2 separate regions of the Homo sapiens genome follow, and region 1 is linked to region 2. A link is a contact called in ENCODE Hi-C or POLR2A ChIA-PET data. All regions are on one chromosome and are shown on one strand. The core of a region is the stretch at or near the end of the contact, and the rest is flanking DNA. Distances in the headings are between cores, read along the strand shown. Region 1 overlaps LOC100506851 (a long non-coding RNA gene). Region 2 holds the start of HTR1B (5-hydroxytryptamine receptor 1B).

Evidence for each region. Hi-C counts contacts between places; a loop is a spot of excess contacts on that map. ChIA-PET counts read pairs that join two places held with the same protein, here RNA polymerase II (POLR2A). Pooled maps may share reads with other maps.
Region 1: a loop to region 2 is called in a map of endothelial cell of umbilical vein, with 5 times the contacts of the local background. The contact joins the enhancer-like site here to the promoter of HTR1B in region 2. A Hi-C loop is called at or near these places in 1 of 168 maps with a recorded cell type or tissue (endothelial cell of umbilical vein), 5 of 37 single-sample maps with no recorded cell type and 10 of 50 pooled maps. POLR2A ChIA-PET finds 5 or more read pairs at or near these places in 1 of 52 experiments (activated CD4-positive, alpha-beta T cell).

Annotation. Positions count from the first base shown.
Region 1 is chr6:79,458,336-79,464,165 of GRCh38, reverse strand. All of the region lies in intron 5 of LOC100506851 (a long non-coding RNA gene), which reads right to left. Among named protein-coding and RNA genes, the nearest start is that of LCA5, 76 kb to the left of the region's middle. RefSeq lists an enhancer at 100-394. Within about 2 kb of position 2,870, at least 2 of the 41 ENCODE cell types and tissues checked have a DNase peak (open chromatin) inside an H3K27ac peak, as active enhancers do.
Region 2 is chr6:77,460,688-77,466,834 of GRCh38, reverse strand. HTR1B (5-hydroxytryptamine receptor 1B) reads left to right here and starts at 3,344. Exons shown (of 1, transcript NM_000863.3): 1 at 3,344-5,911. The coding sequence starts at 3,432. The coding sequence ends at 4,604. The region is part of intron 5 of LOC105377864; the gene reads right to left. RefSeq lists enhancers at 295-354, 565-614 and a silencer at 4,334-4,478.

The DNA.
Region 1 (5,830 bases), core at 1,621-4,120, 2.0 Mb before region 2:
AAAACAGATTGTTGTAGCTGTATGGGTCCTGCTTTGGATTCAAATAATTAATAGAATAAACTCAGATTGGATCAGATGGTTCTTAATAGTTGCTTATGCAGAAACTTCCTGAAAGAGTTTTAGTTAACTTTAAGTTGATATGAATGACAGCTTTTGCTACGCAGAGATCAAAGGAACAAAGAGGTTTACTGGCTTCTATCTGGCCAAAGAACACTTGGAATGCAGGGTCTACTGTGGATGACTCATTTTAGAGGGATGCAAACAACTCCCGGGCCTCCAGGTAAGTATGGTGGGGCCATGGGAGGAGTCAGGAAACCATAAAGAAAGACTGAATAAACTGTCGCCCTGAAGAAAAAAAGATTTAGGAAGAACTGGGAGTTGTCTTTAAATAGTTGAAGCAGTCATGTATAAAGAATTGAATTTATTCCCCACTGCTCCAGAGGGCAGACATAGGATCAGCTAGTGGAAATTACAGGGAGGCAGACACAAGTTAAGAAAAAACTCCCAAATATTTGGATCAATCGGTATATGGAATGAGTTATCTGGTGAGTTAATGAGCAACTGAATTAAGTGATCTCAAAGTTTCTTTGTCTCTAAGAATTAATGATTTATGATCTTCCAAACCATGCCTAATTTATGTAAAGAGAACCACTATTAACCTAGTATGAACATCCTTTCAGTGTTTTCTGTGCATATTGACATATATTATTTATTCATAGAATACATACTTTTTCTTAATCAAATAAGGAGTATTCTGTGCATACTACATTATAATCTTATTTTTTCACTTAACATATAGTAAACATTTTTCTATATCATTAAATATTTTACATCCTGACTTTTATGGGCCACATTGTATGGATGCTCCATCATTATGCAACCAGCCTCCTATTTTGGGGCACTTACATTATCTTTAATTTTTTAAGGATTACAAATAACCTATTTAATAAACCTTCATAATTTCTCTTCAGCAAAAATAGACTCATCTATAAGAACAGGTTTCATGAATACATCAAACAAACCAAAACTCAAACCAAATAAGTGAACTAACTCACTCTTGACATTTTAAAAGCATTTAATTTTCCTAATAATTTCCTTAGCCTGAAAACATTTTGAGGCAGGAATTTTGGCTTTTAAAAGTTCTATGCAGCAGGAAACATATTATTCATTATATGTGTTGGGTTTTTTTTTTTTTTTTTGCAGTTACAAAATTGTCCCCTTCATGTTAAGATTACCTCAAGGTGCAAGTATAAAACATAAAACATCTAATTAAATATATAAAGCAGAACACTTGTCTGGCAGCATGATCAATGTTAATGACAATATGAATGTATAATAATGATTTTTGAAAATGTAGGAGAAAACCCTGGGTTAGTTTTTAGTATATAGGATATGAACTATTTTAAATTACAGTTCAGCATAATAAGTAAGAGTACCACACATGACCATACTAGACACAAATTGCATTATTTTAAAATAATGCCATTTATGTTCCCTATTTATTTCATTCCACAATTCTGAGATAAGTGCACTGAAAGCAAAACGCTTAATTTAAGAGGGTTTTTGGACCAAAGATCAAAAAGTAGGTGTGGGTAAGTAGGAACACATTTGAAATGGTTTCCCTTTGCGAATAATTATCATTTTTGTCAATTCAAGTCCTTTTATTTTTGTGCCTTATGATTTAGTTTGACAAGTGTGTGTGGGAAGTAATTTATTTGCAAATAAAGCCCTTTAGCATTTATAATGTAGGCATAAGCCCAAAGCTGGACCCAGTCTGATGTTTCCAAAGAATAAAAAAAAAAAATTAAGGCAGGCTACTCTTATAGAAATCTCTAAAGATAATTAAGGAAGATCAAAGACTCAAGGTGGTGAAATCTCCTCGTTTTCTGAGAAGGCTTTCCCTGGCTGAGCATTCACTGAAGGAAACAGGGTGGCAAAGAAAGGAATCTCAAATAAAACAAAAAGACACCTGAGAGAGCTTTAAAAGGACCTATTCTAAGGCTGTGAGGCAGCCTTACCTGAATCACATAGTCAATTTATTTAGGGTAATTTAATATTTTTAAGAACTCTCATTGTTTGAGACTATATGACCCAGCATAAATCTTCAGCATGCTCTATCCCTAGTGGAAAGGGGCAATCCCTATGCTGCCATGGGATTCAGACTTTTAGTACTTGGTTTCTGACGTGACTTGTATTTGTTTGTGTATTTTTTCAACTTGAGGAGGAAACTGTCTTGCAAATAACATTCTCCAGGGTCCTGGCACCAGGAAATTTTCCCAGCATACTCTGCGGCGTTTGTCAAACTTAGAATGAAGAGACGCCACTGACCCTGTTCTCAGTACATAGAACCCAGTCACTATGACAGTGACTGGACAGCAGCAGAGGAGAGGGTCTTCTGGGCATAGACTGTTTGGGCATAGATATATACCTTAAAAATTTTGGAAAAGGACAGAAATGAGAAGAAGAAGAAAAGAAAAAGGGGACAAAATGAAGAACAAAATATGTTACCTCAGGGTATAGTAATAAATTGCCCATACCCAAAGAGAAGCCTGGCTTTTTCCTTGGGCCCTGGGAGGTACTCTCTAACCCCTTAGAATGTCATATCTTTGTCTACCTGAGGGACTTGGGCCACGCCAGCAGTCTAATAATGTGCTTTTGGTGGGGCTGGAGACTGAGGTCGAACACATGGGTGATCAACCAGGTCTGTGTGACTGAGTCCCAATAAAAACTCTGGGCACCAAGCCGTGGGTGAGCTTCCCTGGTTGGCAGTACTTTGTGCATATTGCCTCACAATGTTACTGGGAAAGCTAATGCTGTCCACAATATGCTGGAAGAGAACAATCAGTTCTTTGTTGGGGACTTTTCTGGACACTGCCCTATGTATCACTTCCCTTGACTGATTTGATTCTGTAACCTTTCACTGTGATAAATCAAAACCATGAATATAACAGCTTTCAGTGAGTTCTGTGAGTCCTTCTAGTGAACTATGGAAACTGAGAGTGGTCTCCAGAAACCCTGGAATTGCATTTGGTGTCAGAAGTAAGGGTGGTTTTGTGTACTGCTTCCTGACTTTGCACTCAGGATAGCAACCCAGTTCTCTCCACAGTGGAGAGACCCACCTGTGAGCTTTGCCACCTTCTTCTCCTCCACATCTCTTTGGCACCCACCCATCACTCTACAACCGAGCACACCCACTATTCTATAAGATTGTGCCACCAGAAGATTCCTCCTTAACCTCCCACAATCCCCCTCTAGGAGAAATTGTCTGCTGTAGTCTGGCTACTCTCCTTATTACTTCTCTCATACATGAATATATTGCCATTACTCAGGCTGTTCCCTTGATTTAAGTGTCCCCTCCTCCCTCATCCCATCTAAATCCCACCTGTGTATACACTTAAGAAAGGGGATGTTTTCAACTTCTTTGCCTTTGGTTTGAATTTCCTCCCGTAGCTCGGAGTAGTTTGATCGTCTGAAGCCTTCCTCTCTCAACTCGTCAAAGTCATTCTCCATCCAGCTTTGTTCCATTGCTGGTGAGGAGCTGCATTCCTTTGGAGGAGGAGAGGCACTCTGCTTTTTAGAATTTCCAGTTTTTCTGCTCTGTTTTTTCCCCATCTTTGTGGTTTTATCTACTTTTGGTTTTTGATGATGGTGAGGTACAGATGGGTTTTTGGTGTGGATGTCCTTTCTGTGTGTTAGTTTTCCTTCTAACAGACAGGACCCTCAGCTGCAGGTCTGTTGGAGTTTGCTAGAGGTCCACTCCAGACCCTGTTTGCCTGAGTACCAGCAGTGGTGGCTGCAGAACAGCGGATTTTCTTGAACCGCGAATGCTGCTGTCTGATCGTTCCTCTGGAAGTTTTGTCTGAGAGGAGTACCCGGCCGTGTGAGGTGTCAGTCTGCCCCTACTGGGGGGTGCCTCCCAGTTAGGCTGCTCGGGGGTCAGGGGTCAGGGACCCACTTGAGGAGGCAGTCTGCCTGTTCTCAGATCTCCAGCTGCGTGCTGGGAGAACCACTGCTCTCTTCAAAGCTCAGATGGAACTGAGCAACCTGTTCCTGAATGACTACTGGGTGCATAACGAAATGAAGGCAGAAATAAAGATGTTCTTTGAAATCAACGAGAGCAAAGACACAACATACCAGAATCTCTGGGACACTTTCAAAGCAGTGTGTAGAGGGAAATTTATAGCACTAAATGCCCACAAGAGTAAGCAGGAAAGATCCAAAATTGACACTCTAACATCACAATTAAAAGAACTAGAAAAGCAAGAGCAAACACATTCAAAAGCTAGCGGAAGGCAAGAAATAACTAAAATCAGAGCAGAACTGAAGGAAATAGAGACACAAAAAACCCTTCAAAAAATTAATGAATCCAGGAGCTGGTTTTTTGAAAGGATCAACAAAATTGATAGACCGCTAGCAAGACTAATAAAGAAGAAAAAAGAGAAGAATCAAATAGACGCAATAAAAAATGATAACGGGGATATCACCACCGATTCCACAGAAATACAAACTACCATCAGAGAATACTACAAACACCTCTATGCAAATAAACTAGAAAATCTAGAAGAAATGAATAAATTCCTCAACACATACACACTCCCAAGACTAAACCAGGAAGAAGTTGAATCTCTGAATAGACCAATAACAGGCTCTGAAACTGTGGCAATAATCAATAGCTTACCAACCAAAAAGAGTCCAGGACCAGATGGATTCACAGCTGAATTCTAACAGAGGTACAAGGAGGAACTGGTACCATTCCTTCTGAAACTATTCCAACCAATAGAAAAAGAGGGAATCCTCCCTAACTCATTTTATGAGGCCAGCAACATCCTGATACCAAAGCCTGGCAGAGACACAACCAAAAAAGAGAATCTTAGACCAATATCCTTGATGAACATTGATGCAAAAATCCTCAATAAAATACTGGCAAACCGAATCCAGCAGCACATCAAAAAGCTTATCCACCATGATCAAGTGGGCTTCATCCCTGGGATGCAAGGCTGGTTCAATATACGCAAATCAATAAATGTAATCCAGCATATAAACAGAACCAAAGACAAAAACCACATGATTATCTCAATAGATGCAGAAAAGGCCTTTGACAAAATTCAACAACCTTCATGCTAAAAACTCTCAATAAATTAGGTATTGATGGGACATATCTCAAAATAATGAGAGCTATCTATGACAAACCCACAGCCAATATCATACTGAATGGACAAAAACTGGAAGCATTCCCTTTGAAAACTGGCACAAGACAGGGATGACCTCTCTCACCACTCCCATTCAACATAGAGTTGGAAGTTCTGGCCAGGGCAATTAGGCAGGAGAAGGAAAGAAAGGGTATTCATTTAGGAAAAGAGGAAGTCAAATTGTCCCTGTTTGCAGATGACATGATTATATATCTAGAAAACCCCATTGTCTCAGCCCAAAATCTCCTTAAGCTGATAAGCAACTTCAGCAAAGTCTCAGGATACAAAATCAATGTACAAAAATCACAAGCATTCTTATACACCAATAACAGACAAACAGAGAGCCAAATCATGAGTGAACTCCCATTCACAATTGCTTCAAAGAGAATAAAATACCTAGGAATCCAACTTACAAGGGACGTGAAGGACCTCTTCAATAACTACAAACCACTGCTCAATGAAATAAAAGAGGATACAAACAAATGGAAGAACATTCCATGCTCATGAGTAGGAAGAATCAATATCGTGAAAATGGCCATACTGCCCAAGGTAATTTATAGATTCAATGCCATCCTCATCAAGCTACCAATGACTTTGTTCACAGAATGCTTTAAAGTTCATATGGAACCCAAAAAGATCCC
Region 2 (6,147 bases), core at 2,095-4,594:
ATTTCCCCCAAAACTTGCCTGGAGGTTCCTTCTAGCGCCGCTGGGGACTGCAGAGCTGGCACTTGGACCTTACCCAGCGACCCCTACTCCGAAGGGGTGACCCAGGCACAGGCGACTTTACAGGGTCTCTTTCTCTCTTGGGTGTTTCACACACATGCGCCTCTGTGCAAACACCTATGTTTTATGTGTTTTAAAGTGAGAAAGGAATACTTGAAATGCGGAAGTCAGGTTAAGGAAATGGGGTTCTTCACTGAACTCTGCCAACATCCGGTCAATATGATGGCGGTGTGTGTTTAAGCAGCTCTTTACCAAAGAGGGTAAAATCAAACTGCCTACAAGGGGCGGATTCCTCTGGGAGTCTGGGACTCTGCGAAGCAGTGGAGGCATGGCTGGAGAAAGCCACAGGTCCCCAAACCGCTAAAGCCAAAAACCGTGTGGGGAACAAATTTTGCTTTGTTTTTTCTCCGTCCCATGCTCCCGAGCAGAAATTAAAAGAGGAAAGGTCGCATGGAGCTGGTTACATTCCTGTCGGCCTTCCCCCGCTTCCCATCCCTTTAACACTTGTCTCTAATCGTTTCCAGTTCTCCTAGGATAACGGGAAAATTGTTTCCTGGCACCCCGCACTCCCACAGGACACACCCGCAATCGCACACACTTTTGATCCGTCCTGGCCAATGCCCCCACCTAGCGGTTTAAACTCGCCGGCTTTGCTTCCCTCTTCTATGGTTTCTAAGTGAGCGCTGCAGTTGACAAAAATAATTGTTTATCTAGGTGGATGGGGTGGGAGAATGGGAAGGATCCCTTAAAATGTGGTGAAAATGAGGCTTAAGGTTGGTGGCAAAATGCTAGGTGCTAGGACTGGAGGAGAAAAAGAGAGAAGGCTGTGCTTTTATCCTCAGGGTGGCTGCTGCAGCCCAGACCGCATCTAGAGGACGTCCTTGAAGAGCTGCCACCTTAGTTAAAGGAGTACCCTCACTCTCAATGCATGCATGTGTGTATGTGTGTTTTTCTTCAAAACACTTAACACTACAGAAAAGTATAAGTATTAATTATTTACTTGTTCATGTAGTTATTGTCTGTCTCTTCTAGAATGTAAACTGCTGGAAAAGAGGGTCTGAGTCTACTCCCACTGGCCTCCATACCTCGGATGCCTAGAAAAATACTCAGCATAGAGTAGGCACTCTATTTTTTGCCTGCTTGCCTGGTTTAGAGAACCGGGAATTAAGGGAACTTGGGTTTGTGCTTTATTGCCTTGGGTAAAAAGCTCTTCTTTCAAAGGATCTCAATTACTCTTCCTCTAAAACTGGGTGGAGGGATCAGATCAGATAGCCTTAGGTTCTGACACAGAATGATTCTCTTTAAAATATATGTGCGCTTAAACAGATGAATTCATTTACAATGCAGTTTTTATTAGATACACTCTAGGTGCCAAACATGGATCTAGGCTCTAGGAATTCGTAGTGGGGATCATTTAATCCTTCGAGCTGAAAATACCTTGTCCTTTCCTGGAGCTTTTCTTCATACTTTCTGATTTGCATCTCTACCCTACATTTGTTTCTGTTGAGGTCAGAGGAGAAACTGAGGACAGGGGATCCGTCCCTGGTCATGAGACCTAGGTACTGGTATTGCATGCTGCAGCTTATGGCTGACATTCCCACATATTAGTTGAAGGCAAAGGAGACACACAAGATGGTGCTGATGATGGTTCCAGTCCTCCCCGCCCCACCATCCCCCTTTTTTCTTGAATTCTGATGACCTCCTTTCTAGGTAGGCTGTTGGAAGGAACACGCTTACTGGCAACTGTTTTCCAGAGGCACTGAAGCACTGAGCAGCTGGAAGAGGATGGTGGAGCAGAAGGTTTAATTTCACATACAGTTGGCTTCTGTTTGTGATAACTTTTACATTTTCGCAGATAGCTTGTCTTTTTCCCTGTTGACTCATAGTTGAGTGAAAAACACAAATTTCTAAAACTAGATGAAAAAATAGTTTTTATTGTATCAAGAGTTAAGGACGGCAAAGTACAAAATGCAAACATTGGGCCCTCTACAGCGATATTACTGGTGCCTCCTAACCTGGGTGTGGCCATCAGGGCTGGATATGATTTTAGAGCGGAGAGGTCAGAGACCAGGGCTTCCCCGCCTAACACTGGCCTCCTAGGGTGGGAGTGGTAGGCAGGAGCCTAGGGCCAGACTGCTGGACTAAACCTGTGACCATGGCTAAGGACATGGGTCTCACTGGAGGTCAGCGCAGCAAGCTCTGATGTCCGTAGAGGCGAGAACAGGACGCCTTCTTCCCCTGACCAGAAATGCAGCTCCAGGTTGTCAGGGCTGGGAGGATGGCCCAGGGTGGGAAGCGGGGAGATAGGGCGGTAGGACCCGGCGGGAGCTTCCTTGGCCAGGAAAGGAACAGGGCGGGGGGAAAAGAGGGAGGGAGAGAGAAAAAGGGAAGGTGATGGGGAGCGGGCGTCCGCACCCGCCGCGCCGCACGAGTTGCACTGCTCTGGCGGACCGGACCTGGACTCTATATAAAGAGCCCATCTGCTCCGTAGCTCGCACGCTTCTCCCGGGCTGGTGCACGCCGCGTCCCTCCAGCTCCCCCAGACACCTGCCCCTTCCCAGTGTGCCGCGCCAGGTCCTCCAGACCCGCGCACCCAGTGGCATGGCTCCGAGTGGCTCCCGTGGGACCAGGGTGGCGGTGGCGGCGGCGCGGCCCGAGCAGCCGCAACTCCAGCCCCCGTGTCCCCCCTTTTATGGCTCCGTCTCCGCGGGGCAGCTCGTCCGAGTGGCCAGAGAGTGAAAAGAGAGGGAGGGCAGAGCTCCGGCGCGAGGCGCGGCGCAGCGCTGCTCCTAGACTTCACCCCACCCAGCTCTGGCGGCCGCTGCAGCCCCCCAAAAGTGCCCCAGCTTGGGGCGAGGGGTGGGAATGCAAGATCTCGGGACCTCTCGCTGGCCTGCAAGCTTTGGTCTCTACACCTAGGAAACTCCTGTGGGCAAAGTCTGCAGATCCAAAAGCGTCCAGGTTAGGAGACGCTCAGCCTCAAGCAACTGGGGTAAGAGATCCCATTTGGTCAAAGCCTTCTCCTCAAGCAGTACTTCACCCTCCTGCACTAGACGCCTCCAGGGAGCTGGAGCGGAGCAGGGCTCGGTGGGCCAGCTCTTAGCAACCCAGGTCTAAGACCCGGTGTGGAGAGGAACAACCACAGACGCGGCGGCTTAGCTAGGCGCTCTGGAAGTGCAGGGGAGGCGCCCGCCTGCCTTGGCTGCCGCACCCATGACCTCTAGTTTCAGCTGTGAACCTGGGCGGAGGAATAATTGAGGAACTCACGGAACTATCAACTGGGGACAAACCTGCGATCGCCACGGTCCTTCCGCCCTCTCCTTCGTCCGCTCCATGCCCAAGAGCTGCGCTCCGGAGCTGGGGCGAGGAGAGCCATGGAGGAACCGGGTGCTCAGTGCGCTCCACCGCCGCCCGCGGGCTCCGAGACCTGGGTTCCTCAAGCCAACTTATCCTCTGCTCCCTCCCAAAACTGCAGCGCCAAGGACTACATTTACCAGGACTCCATCTCCCTACCCTGGAAAGTACTGCTGGTTATGCTATTGGCGCTCATCACCTTGGCCACCACGCTCTCCAATGCCTTTGTGATTGCCACAGTGTACCGGACCCGGAAACTGCACACCCCGGCTAACTACCTGATCGCCTCTCTGGCGGTCACCGACCTGCTTGTGTCCATCCTGGTGATGCCCATCAGCACCATGTACACTGTCACCGGCCGCTGGACACTGGGCCAGGTGGTCTGTGACTTCTGGCTGTCGTCGGACATCACTTGTTGCACTGCCTCCATCCTGCACCTCTGTGTCATCGCCCTGGACCGCTACTGGGCCATCACGGACGCCGTGGAGTACTCAGCTAAAAGGACTCCCAAGAGGGCGGCGGTCATGATCGCGCTGGTGTGGGTCTTCTCCATCTCTATCTCGCTGCCGCCCTTCTTCTGGCGTCAGGCTAAGGCCGAAGAGGAGGTGTCGGAATGCGTGGTGAACACCGACCACATCCTCTACACGGTCTACTCCACGGTGGGTGCTTTCTACTTCCCCACCCTGCTCCTCATCGCCCTCTATGGCCGCATCTACGTAGAAGCCCGCTCCCGGATTTTGAAACAGACGCCCAACAGGACCGGCAAGCGCTTGACCCGAGCCCAGCTGATAACCGACTCCCCCGGGTCCACGTCCTCGGTCACCTCTATTAACTCGCGGGTTCCCGACGTGCCCAGCGAATCCGGATCTCCTGTGTATGTGAACCAAGTCAAAGTGCGAGTCTCCGACGCCCTGCTGGAAAAGAAGAAACTCATGGCCGCTAGGGAGCGCAAAGCCACCAAGACCCTAGGGATCATTTTGGGAGCCTTTATTGTGTGTTGGCTACCCTTCTTCATCATCTCCCTAGTGATGCCTATCTGCAAAGATGCCTGCTGGTTCCACCTAGCCATCTTTGACTTCTTCACATGGCTGGGCTATCTCAACTCCCTCATCAACCCCATAATCTATACCATGTCCAATGAGGACTTTAAACAAGCATTCCATAAACTGATACGTTTTAAGTGCACAAGTTGACTTGCCGTTTGCAGTGGGGTCGCCTAAGCGACCTTTGGGGACCAAGTTGTGTCTGGTTCCACAGGTAGGTCGAATCTTCTTTCGCGGTTTCTGGGTCCCAGCGAGGCTCTCTCTCCTGGGCAAGGGCAATGGATCCTGAGAAGCCAGAATAGTCCTGAGAGAGAGCTCTGAAAGGAGAAGTGTTGAAACTAAATGTAGAGCTTCCCTGCCCAGGAGGAGGCTCACTTCCTCCCCTCAAGCCCCGGGCTCAGCACTGACCCTGCGGCAGCCAATCCCAAAGGGGGTTGCAACTTTTAAAAATTGATAATGGAAGGGAATCCCTGCCCTGCTTTGGTATCGTGGATAATGCCCACTAGAAGCAGTGTACTTGTAATTGTTGTCTGAAGCCTGTCTGAGACAGATCTACATACAGCCTGGCAGTACTTGAACTAGACGCTTAATGCCCTGTGTTTTTGGGGGGAGAACTTTGTGTTACAGCTTAATTTAAGAACAGTTACTTTGGCATCATTCAGTCTTCACTTTTTGTCTATTTAAACTTGGTTGGAGAAACTTGTGGATTTGGTGCTTCAAACCCTATGTGTGGCTTGGATGGCGCAGAGAAACCTTGAAGAGTTAACAGCAAAATTCTGATGCTGAGATCTCTATTTTTATTATACTTGAAACTATATGGGGGTGGGTGGGTGGGAATGGGAGATGAGGAGTGTTAAACTGAGAATCAACACCTATGATTGTTTGTTTTCTGCAGATTTACAATTTTGTAATTCCTGTTTAGCGATTGTCAAGCCACAACTCTAACAAACAAACCATTATGTGTGCTAGTGCCGAAGTCTGCAGACTGCTTTATTTTTTCTCTTAATTTCATGTACCTGTCACTTTACACATTTAAATCCCCATAAATGAAGGGTATGATGGGTGACTCAGCCCACACTGCTGCTATATTTCTTACTAATGCAATTGGTAAAACCGATTAGTATTGGAAATATACTGTTTCTTAACAAGAAAAGTGTCTTTATTTCTTATCCAATTTAGTGAGATGTGAAGGAGACTGATGACATGGGGATAGTTCTTACACAATTGAGGAATGGGGTGGGGGCAATAGGAGGATGTATATTTTGACTTGTAAAAAAATCTTAAAATGCATGAAACTTTTATCTGATAGTCATTTGCACTCTCCTTCCCATCTGTGATTCCTTGTGTGCTAACATATAAAGAAACCAAGAGAACTATCTTCCTTCTCCAGAAACCTTAAAAATACAGTTAAGGGCCCTAAAAACGATATTGAAAAGAAAATAAACTTGTTTCTTTTTTGTTGTTGTTGTTATTGAAGTTTGGGCAGGAGAAAAGATTGCTAGAAAATGACATATAAGAACTTTAGAAAAGCTTAGAGAAACTAAAATTGAGCCTGTTTTTGTCTTGTTTTTTGTTTGTTTAAAAAAGAAAAAATTGCAGAACCAAACCTCAGACTTACTAACAATCAGGAAACTGGCAAGCTTTTGACCTTTGTAAATTTGTTACCAACCTGATATCTCAATTAATATAATAT